2 separate regions of the Homo sapiens genome follow, and region 2 is linked to region 1. Evidence: chromatin contacts called from ENCODE Hi-C data. All regions are on one chromosome and are shown on one strand. Each heading gives the region's core, a stretch centred on a gene start or an enhancer-like site at or near the end of the contact. The rest is flanking DNA. Distances are from core to core; before and after follow the strand shown. Region 1 overlaps LOC101929710 (a long non-coding RNA gene). Region 2 has its middle 13 kb from the start of CAST.

The links. A loop is a pair of places that touch in the nucleus more often than their neighbours do. Pooled maps may share reads with other maps.
Region 2: a loop to region 1 is called in a map with no recorded cell type, with 3 times the contacts of the local background. The contact joins two enhancer-like sites. A Hi-C loop is called at or near these places in 3 of 37 single-sample maps with no recorded cell type and 2 of 50 pooled maps.

What each region holds. Positions count from the first base shown.
Region 1 is chr5:96,437,770-96,442,887 of GRCh38, reverse strand. The region is part of intron 4 of LOC101929710 (a long non-coding RNA gene); the gene reads right to left. It also overlaps a transcript of CAST not described here and the pseudogene LOC102724070. Among named protein-coding and RNA genes, the nearest start is that of PCSK1, 7.1 kb to the right of the region's middle. Within about 2 kb of position 2,932, at least 3 of the 41 ENCODE cell types and tissues checked have a DNase peak (open chromatin) inside an H3K27ac peak, as active enhancers do.
Region 2 is chr5:96,646,426-96,652,192 of GRCh38, reverse strand. It overlaps a transcript of CAST not described here. Among named protein-coding and RNA genes, the nearest start is that of CAST, 13 kb to the left of the region's middle. RefSeq lists an enhancer at 4,031-4,100. Within about 2 kb of position 3,477, at least 3 of the 41 ENCODE cell types and tissues checked have a DNase peak (open chromatin) inside an H3K27ac peak, as active enhancers do.

The DNA of each region.
Region 1 (5,118 bases), core at 1,683-4,182:
GAAGGAAGAAGAGGAAGTGGAGAAAAAGAAGCAGGAGGTAGATCAGGAGGAAGAAGAGGAGAAAAAGAAAGTGAAGCAGCAGCAACAGCAGCAGCAGTGGTAGGGTAAATGCCAATGCCAGTTAAGGCTTTTCACAGCGCTCCTTACGACCTCCAAGGGTACCTGTAGAAGTTTGTAGATTCCTGGGCCTCAGGCCATTCCAGAATCAGAATGGGAGGAGCGATGCTTAGGAAGCTGCACTTTAAACTACCTTGATACTTAATCCACGTAAGTATTATGCATAGTAAACCATCTGAAAATGATTGTCCTACAATACGTTGGGCATTAATGCCAGGGATACTGTCCATTTAACTCACGTAGTTTCCAAGTTCCTAGTCTTACCAAAGCAACAAATGGTAATAACATTTTAGGATAACATAAACCTAGAAACATAGGGCTTCTGAGTGTAATCTAAAATCATGGACAGTTCTCTTCAATGCAAAGCAAAGAAAATGGCAGAAGACAGACCAATCATAATGACAGCTAGATTTTATTGAGTACTTACTATGGGCTAAGCAATGTTCTCAGTGCTTTACATAATTTAGTCCATTCAAATCTCATAAATAGTATTATTTCCTCTGTTTCATGAGGAAGCTGAAGATTCAGGAGCTATTCCAGGTAACAGTGCTGGTAAGGGGTAGAGAGGACTCAAATACTTACCTGCTTAAAATATTAAACATCAAACTATTCCACATAAGTGGAAGGTAGAAGAAGCACTACAGACCTGAGTTCTGGTGTTAGCTCTGTGAGATTATCTATGCAAACTCTGTTAGCCTTGCTTACCTGTGACTCAGTTTACTTGCCTGTGAAGTGGGAATGGTAATAATGGTGTAGTGAGAAGCCAATAGATGGAAATCCTTGTGAAAATTGTAAAGTACTGTATAAACATCAGTTATCATTATACTCCTACAATCATGGCTCTTGCAGGCTGGATCCAAACCTTCCCACAGGAAGCTGGGAAATGGAAATGAAGTCATTGTGTTACTACTCAATCACCCATACGCATAATCACAGAAAGGCTGTTTCTAATACCAGGAGGTGGGCAAGGTGGAGTAGCAATCACATTATAAAAAAGTGCCCCTTTTGACTATTTTCTCTGTGTGCCTCATGATCTGACCTCTACTGATGTTGAATGTCAAACGTACTAATGCCTGCTTTCTACATACTTTATACTTTTCCATCATACTTAATAATATTGAGTTTACATAGTCCCTTTTTTTCTAAGGTGCCACTTTCAATAAATGTGTTTAGAGAGGGCAACTTTCTAGTCTTCCCAGAGCCCTTAAACCCATCGCTACTGATTCTCCACCAAGAAATCAGAAGCAAATTGCTCCAAGAGGAAGGATCAGGTTCTCAAGGCAGATGTGTGAAGTTCACCCTGTGAGCCGTGGATAAACTACTTCACTTGCCTGCATTTTAGTGAATTGGAGTTAATAAAACTTGCTCTGGCTCTCTCAACGGGCTTATGGGAAAAGTCAATTGGGAATGTATAGAATTATGAGAGAAAGAAAAAAAAGAGGAAGGGGAACACACTAAAAATTAGTGAGTAGGAAAAAAGGGAGAAAGAGAGGTGAGAATTGAGTGCCAGAGCTAGTCAGTTTTACACTTTGAAATCATCTCTCTGTCCAAGATGCCTCCCTACTCCAGAATTTGACAAACTTGTGTAAGAAACTATTATGTAACTAGGGTGCTATTTTCTCAATAAAAATAACTATCATTTACTTGTACCAGACAATGTTGTAAGTATGTTATGTATAATAACTTCAACAGGTAAATTACTATTATACCCTCATTCCGTAAATGAGGAAACCAAAGCAAAGACATGTTCAAAATGTGTCTGGATGTTCCCAGCTAATAAGTGGCAGAGCTGAGAATCAAATCCAGGTGGTCTGTTTTGAGTCTGCTCTTATATCTGTGCTTAATGCTCTTTGAAATAGTGTTCATCTAGAGTTTGGGCACAGTTTATCAAATAGTGTCAGTTCTTCCATCGACTCTTAACTAGCTTTGCAAATAAAATTAAAGCCATTGCCTCTGCCTTTTCCAGCTGTAGAGCACTAGGAAAGTAGATGCTGGATCATCAACCATTGCACCCATGAAATACTTTCCCATACCTATTTCTTTCCTAGCTTTCTTAACGCCAAACCCTGACATTTCCCCCATGTGTATGTATGGCCCTACCCTAAATGATTGAGTAATTCTGACTGGAGAGTCAGAAGAACTTGAGTAGCCTTAAACGGACCCCCTCACCCTGCTGCCATTTATCCTACCCACCTCCCCCACCCACAAGTCCATCACTTTCCCAAGTCCATGGGCTTAGAAAAAACTTTTGCTACCTGCTCCTCTCCTTGGCATGTAACAACTCAGACCTGGCCAATACATGTTTGCTTGAGTTGGGGCACCCACTGGGCTTGCTGGTCTTAGCCTCTCTCTCTTGCTGTGAGTAAACAGCTACAGCTGCAGCGTGGGTAGGTCTGAACAGTAGAGGTACAAGTCTACAGCAGGGTCCAAGGAAAGAGCTAGAGACACGGATGCTCACAGGAGACATGCAGATACCATAACTGAGTGGAATAAGGCAGGCATAAGAGAGAAGCTCCAAACCCTCAATTCTCTCTGCTATTTTCCCCTTATAGAGTTAAGGATTTCTGAACTCCATTATAAGAAAAAAAAAAAAAAAGGTGGGATAAACATAATTGCAGAAATTCATACTTTGTCTCAGTGTCTGAGAACTGTAGGGGTCACTGTTTCCAGACTAACATTTTCTAGTTTATAAAGAGAAGCCAGAAAACCAGATTTTTGTTAGCTATTTCCTGAGTTTCAGTATCAGAAGCTTACTTAGAACTTTTAAAGTAATGTGCCGTGGGCCACTTCTGCTTTAGTACCTTTGTTTTCTCTTTCAGTTTTACTGATTGTACAATTTTTTTGCCTGTCATAACTGGGATCAGGATTGGTCCCTCTTCTAACCATAATTAGGGACAATTGTTGAAGGTCTTCTTTCCTCTACTTGTTTACAACAGCTTCAAGGATTATATTATTTTAAACAACAAGCAGATTAATCCCTGTGTTCACTGGAGGGAGGTGAGAAACAAAGGGGAAGTTAGGATCAGTCCATTATTATTTATCCCTCAGTGGCACCTGCTAGAAAGCAACCCCGAGGTGACCAATTTCTTACAGTTGGTTCGGGGGTGTGAAGCCTCCACCTTTAACTGTGCCTGATGTCTCTGGGGAAAACACCCTCAGTCTCTTTGCTGGGTGACAAAGGGATAGTTTTCTGCAATAAAGAGTGATGAGGGAAGCTGGGGAAGATTGCTTTTGAAACAGACTTTAAAGCAATCTTTTTTTATTTTCCAACCTATTTGCATCCTAATGTCAAGTTATTTGGTGCCTGCCAATTCCTCAGTCATGGGGAATTCTGAGGCATAGAAAGGGTTAGTTCTTGGCTTTCCCTGCTGCTGGATTAACATTTCATTTTCTTGGGTCTGCTAAATTAGTTGCTTTTTTGCTTTCATAATTTTTTGTGATTGCTTCTACTCCTGTTCTCCCCATTTCATAAGTTTATGTCCTTAAAAAAATCCCTTCTTTGTAGTTTTTGAGGGGTTTTAGTGGGGCATGAAAGGAGACACATATATTTAATCAACCAACTTTACCTGAAAGTATAGTAGCCAAACAAATAGATACACTCTAAGTGTCTTCCGTTACTTGATAAGTTGAAGTATACTTAACACATTTAATGGAAAGCTATGCAACCATTATAAATTATGCCAGTGAACAGTTATTGACATGGAAATATATCAGTATATTAAGTGGAAAGTGATAGGTTAATAGCATTAATAATAGTAGCAAACTAAGCGATTTCTCTGTCCTCACCCTTCTGCTAAGTATCTTAAATGGATTATTTCACTTAATCTCACAGAAAAATCTCCTGACATGTGGAATGAGAAGTTATGAATATCACAAACATAAATGTCTATGAAAGTAAAATTATTTTCATTTTCTCCAAAAATATAAATTTGGAGAGTATTACTACATTATGGCTCTCTGCATCATGAGTTTGTCAATAATTTTTACACCGAAATATTATTTTTCAAATAGTAACTTTACAGTGGAGAAATCTGGTTGATATGATACCATCTTAACCAAGTGATCAGAGATAACATCACTAGTAATTAGACATATGGACACCATGTACCTCCTGATACAAGTCAATGAAAATGACATAACATCACTTATTCCTACAAATGTTTAATCCCAGCCTAATCATTAGAAAACACCAGACAAACCAAAATTAAGGACCATAATATAAAATAACTGAATAGTACTCCTCAAAAGTTTTAAGGTTGTGAGAGACAAAGATAAAATATCCCAGTTTGGAGGAGACATAATAACCAAATGCAATAGGGAGTCTTAATTGAATACTGGACCATAAAAGAAGATATACTAATAGAACAGTTGGAAAAATATAAAGGTCTATAAATGAGTTAAGAATATTGTATCAATGTTAATGTTTTGGTTTAGCTAATAGTAATATGGTTACACCAGATGTAAACCCCAGGGAAAGCTGCATGAACGGTATACACAAGTTTTGTGTACTGTTTTTTCTTAATTTTCTGTAACTATAAAGTTATTTCAAAATAAAAAGTTGGAAAAATAAATTATCTTTTTTTAGTTGGCCAACTATACTATATTCTATTCTGGGTGCCACATTTAAAAAATTCTATTGAAAGACCCTATCCGGACAAGAGCAAGCAGAATGCCAAAGTGTTAAAAAGGTTGGGGATGTTTAACCTAGAGCAGAAAAAAGTTAGGCAAGATATAACAATCTGCCTTCGAAGTATGAATTGCTATCATGTATAAAAGAGATTGAGACTTGTCAGTGTGGTACTAGAGGGCAAAATTAGCATGCTTGACTGGAGGTAGTAATGAGGAAAGGTTTTATAATATCATTATAAGGAAGGACTTTGTAACCATTTCAGCCAATCCAAACCAAAGAATGGGTTGCTTTGGGAGACCAGGAATTGCCTAACAACTTGTTAAAAAATATCACAGAGGAGTGTCATGTATACCAGGCATGTTAAGTAGATC
Region 2 (5,767 bases), core at 2,228-4,727, 210 kb before region 1:
TCTCCTTAGAACCATCCCTGGGAGGTCCTCTGACGCTGCCCTAGTGGCCACTGCAGGAAGATCTGCTCTGGTGAAAAGCAGGGGTTTTGGATTCAATTGCATATGGATTTGAATCCCAGTTGTGGTCCTTAGCAGTAAGTGCTTAGGAAGTTTACCGAAGCTCTCTGAGACTCAGTATCTTTGTAACATGAGCCTACTAATATATACCTTGCAGGGCTGTTACTTTTAAAAACATGTCACAGGGAGATTCTGATTTAACACACAGATTAAATATGTGTGTCTTTATTCCTTCTCTCCCCTGAAACTTCACTGAGAGTAAATGAAATTAAAACAAATAGGAAAGCTCTAAACCTACAGGATAAATGGCACAGAACAGGAGACAATTACAAACATGATATATCAACACATTTTTGTAAAAGGTGTAATAGAAACCAAATTTTACAGAATGGAGAAAGCTACAGCCTGAGAGTCTGCTGGGGAGATACGGACAGAAGTGAGCAAGGTCTAATGCCAGTTTGAAAGCTCAGGGTTTGGAGGTGGGGCATGGGCTGAAAAGAGAGAGATGGGTGAAAATCTTTACAGATTGCAGTTAGAACCTCAGTCTCTTTCTTCCATTTCACACATCAAGGCAACTATCCCTTCCCAACCTCAGGTGAGATGCGAAGCTTACAAAGGAAAGGACAGTAGAGACAGGATAAGAAAATTAGATATCAACTCAAGACATACAACATCTATCCAGTAGGATTTCTGAAAAGACAGCAGAGAAAGCAGAGAAGATACAACCAAGTAATGATGTCTTAAAAAACCAGCATTGACTGATATTAGTACACACACATACACATACTTCCCTAGGCACATCACTGGTGCTCTGTCCCACGTTAGAATGTCTCAGAGGCTGAAGGTTCATCCTCTGCAGTGTGGTGGAGAAACCGAAGTTCTTGTCCCACTACAAGTTGCTGTTCTGCTTTCTAACTAGACAGTGCTTTGTTGCTGAGGAGCCCAGGGCACAGTAGATTTTTGTCTGATTGAGATAATTGAGACGGGGAGGCTGGCATCGGCAGCATCATTTCCCTAAAACCGCATTTATTTCTAGTACTGTTTGGGTCTGTTGTTTTATTAGTTCAATTTTTTTTCTCCAGAATGTTCTTGGAAAGAAAATATCTACCCACACTATTATCCAACTTCAATTCTGAGAGAGCACAGCAGAAAGAAGAATCATAATACATCAGCCAATGAATGCTTCAGTGTCAAGATTGGAAAGCAAATTTCCAAACACAATTCTAAATATCTATTTTGCACTAGTCTGTTGAAAAAATTCTTTGCTAAACCTTCTCTATCTCTATACATCTGGAAAGCAGTAAAGACTGTTTTGAGTAATCTTTTCTTCCTTTCTCCCACCTATGCTCCCACGAATGCCCACACGCTACACACACACACACACACACACACACACACACACACACAATTAAGTGGGTAAGAGGTAGGGAGACAAATTACATATATGGAAAGTACATCTTAGGCTGCCGGGTAGAGAAAGTGAAGGGGAGAGCTGCAAATTACATAAAATAATTCTGAAAGGAAGATTTTTAGGAGGAAGCACATTAGAGGACAATTGTCTGATTGTTAATATTGGATTTCAAATTCCAAGTTACAATGTATAATTTCTAGATTCAGAAATGAATATATTTACTTCAACAAGTAGGATAGTCATCAGGATAAGACAGGCTATACTTCAATAACCAACAAACCTGAAACCTAAGTGGTTGGTCACATGAAAGCACATTCCTTTTTCATGCAAGGTCTGTTGCAGGCCCAGCAGCTCCCCAAAGCAGCTTGCTTCCAAGTGACCCACGCTTTCATTGTTGACATCATCATTTCAACCTGAGGCCTCTAACAGGGAAAAGGAAAATGCGTGAAGAGTCCTAATTATTCTTCTATGCTTCAAACTGGAAGTGACCCTCATCCCTCGTACTTCTAGTCCATTGGCTAGAACTAGTTCCAAGGCCCCAGTTTAATTACAAGGGAGTCCAGGAAATTAAAGGAAACACATGGGTATTTGATGAGCATTGTATGTGTCTACCACAGGCTGAAAGCTTGGCTGCAAAGGGCTGGTTCTGCCACTTCCTCACTGTGTAATTTATTCAATCTCTCTGACTCAGATTCTTCAACTGTAAAATAGAGATAGAATAATATCTAACTTATGAGGTTGCTATAAGGATTATGTGAGAATATCCAAGTAAAACTTTTAGAATAGTGTCTGTCAGAGAGAAAATTTTATGACTGTTAGCTATTGTGTTACCGTCATTACAGTATTACCTAACTCATTATATACACCAAGGATTGACTAATCTTTACTGCCTCTGTGACTTGAAGTTTAAATGCAACTCTAACAGGAACATGTTACATTTGAATGGTATTTTACAGTTTGAATGCCGACAATAAACCTGTGATGATGCAGGATGAACATAATTTTCATTTTATTATTTAGGAAACAGTTCAGAGACTGCTCAATTGGGTCAAAGTTACATCACTAGTTCTGGTGGAAAACTAGAATCCAGTTCTATGACTCTTTCAACAGACTTATCCACTAGCCCCAGAATGATTGATCAATGGGGAAACCAAGGTGGCAAAGGTGGCTTGATCCAAGGTGGCAGAGGGCCAGAGAGCAGATCAATGAAAGAGAGTTAGAAATCAGGCCCGTTGACTTCAAATATTTACGAGAAGATGACAAACAATGGATCCTGGGAGAGGTTACATTCCCAGGGCTGTCTCATTATTCGACTTATGTGAATAGCAAAATTCTTTCATGAGAGAAGAACTTTAACCCTGCTTATTAAAAGAAAACATCTGCAATGTCAGACAGATGCCAGGAACACATGTTTGTGTTGAGACTGTATAATGACAGAAACACAGTAATTTATTGTCCTTGTCAGAAACCAAGGGCTGCAATGGGAGTCTGAGGCTCACTGACATGAAAAAACTTTTTAAAAACAAATCTAACAGCAAAAGACTGAATCTTTTATTAATTTTAAATTCTTTTGGCAATTGTATAAGATTGAACAGCATGAAACTGCCATCTCTGTAGGTTAAAAACTTTGAATATAGGCAATTTTATATGGTTTGAGCTAACATTTTTAAAAAGACATGTCTTGCCCTATGAGTACCTCTATTCCTATTAATATAGCCATACATCGACAGAGCTACAGACTGTTTATGCAACAAAAACATGAATCCTGTATCCACCATGTGCCAGACAGTATTCCAGGCCCTGGGGGTAGATCTGTGAGCAAGATGAAGTCCTTGACCTATTAGCTGGAGTCAGGTGAATGGACCATCTTTACTGAGTAGGCGTCTCAGAGCTAGGGCTTCAGAATCAATTCAGCCTGGAATGAATTCCTGGCTCTGCCACTACCTAGCTGTGTGACTGTGAACGAGTGTCTTATTACACCACACACACACACACACACACACACACGCATATATATAAATAAAACTTCTCCCAGTTTCACAATGCAGAGGTACTAAGTACTCATAAATGTAGCAATTGTAACTATTACGTTTGTTATTACTTGCTGACTGAAAAAACTTTTCCTTCAAAGATGTTGCCACTTAAAGAAAAATAATACACAGATATATTAATTCAAGTGCTGAAACTTAAATATACAGATATATTAATTCAAGTGCTGAAACTTAAATATACAGATATATTAATTCAAGTGCTGAAACTTAAATATACAGATATATTAATTCAAGTGCTGAAACTTAAATATATAAACTTAAATATACCTAAATATTAAATATACAGAGAGAAATAAATAGTTTATGAGGAGAGGAGTGTAAACTTGGCAATATAAAGCATTCACAGTCTTGCTGAGTGACTCTATCCTGAAAGACTTAATCTAGAAAGACCAATAAGGAAGTGAATCTGCAGACAAGTTCTGAAAGTGGGTTTTGAAAGAGGGGAAGGCACACAGTTTAGCAAAAAGAGGGTGGTAAGTCATTCTAGGCAGAAGAAACAACTTGAGTAAAAACATCCAAAGCCTAGTGGAAAATATAACCTAAAGGATAGATGAGTTCACACAGAGAGAAGTGATATTGTAGTGTTTCTTCCTACAAATACTGGGGAAACACAACCTAAGTTGAAAAAGCAGTTACTCTTTCCAGACTAAATTACCAAAAGCAGAATTCAAATTCACAAGGGGCATTTCCTAGTATAGGAAAGAATTGGAGAAAGTCACAGCTCATTTTGAACTGGAGTCTTTTTCACTTTTGTCCAATTATTTCCCATCCAGAGTCCTTAGGCTGATATAACAAACAGCTTCAAACTAGGTGGCTTAGAACAACATAAATTTATTATCTCACAGCTCTGGAGGTTACGAATCCAAAATCAAGGTGCACGCAGGGCCATGCTCTTTCTGAAGGAGCTCGGGAAGGATCTGTCCTAGCTCCCTGCAGGCTTGTAGCAGTGTAATTCCACTCTCACACGGTGTTCTCCCGGTGTGTGCCTCAGTTTAGTTTATTTATTTATTTATTATGTATTTTTAACAAGGAAATCTGTCATATTGGATTACGTCCCACCTTAATGACCTCATTTTAACTTGATTACCTCTATAAAAACCCTATCTCCAAATAAGGTCGTATGGGGTTAGGACTTCAACATATTCATTTTGGGGGGACACATTTCAACTCATAACACTTAGAAAAAGGAAACTGATCTAATCATAAAAAGTGATACTGGCTAGAACAGCACAAGGTGGTATAATCGAAGGTTCATATAGGTAAAAATCCTATTAAATCTAAAACGGTTTTACAAAGCAAGGAAACTTCCTTGCAACAAGGCTATTTTTACCACAGAACTGTACTAGGTGTTAATTTGAATAACAAGTCATCCTCAGTGTATGATCTTGTACAACCAATGCCTTTGAAGTCTGGATTGGATGTAATTAACAAAAACGATATACCGAAACCTAAGGACTCCGGTTGAGACTGCAGGTGTGGAAAATGGAGCTGTGGGAGAGTTGGGGTTTTTGTTTCCTCCGATCCGTGTATGTCACTAAGCAGCAACAAATCACCCAACAAGCCAGTGCCCCTAACTCCATCACAAACATGCCAGCAGTTCCCAGCAGAAAAGTCAAGCCACTTATAGAAACAAAAATAATCCAAGCCTCAAAATGATTCAAGAAGATGGTGAAATGGGAGATGGTATATTCATTACAACTTTTCATTTGGTAGTCCGCAACAGAGAGGTTGGGCATCAGTAACAGTTTCACCTTCACCTCCTATCGTTTGGCTAAGTGATTTCTAGAAGTACAAGTTACTTCAGCAAAAGAACTGGAAATTCTAGAGATTCTAAGTGATAAGCTTTAACCTACACATTATACATGCACTTGATTTATAATATTTATTTTTTATTGGATATCTAAAATTATAATAGACAAAGAAATGCTGTGTTTAAAACAAATAAGTTGAATAATAAAAATCAATCGATGATGAGAGGCAAATATTCCCTGTTTACATGTGCAGCCCCACAACACCTCCCCAGAGGCAACCACTATTTATAATTTTTTAATATTTTAATTCCAGGAACAGCCAATAGAGCAATTTATATGTGGTTATGAAGAAAATTTATATAAAGAATATTTCTGTTTTTACAGACATACTAGAATACTATCTACACCATTTTTCACATTGCCTTTTTCATTTAACAATACATCTTGCAAGACAGTCCACATCCCCTTACAGAAATCTACCTTTTAAATGACTGCAT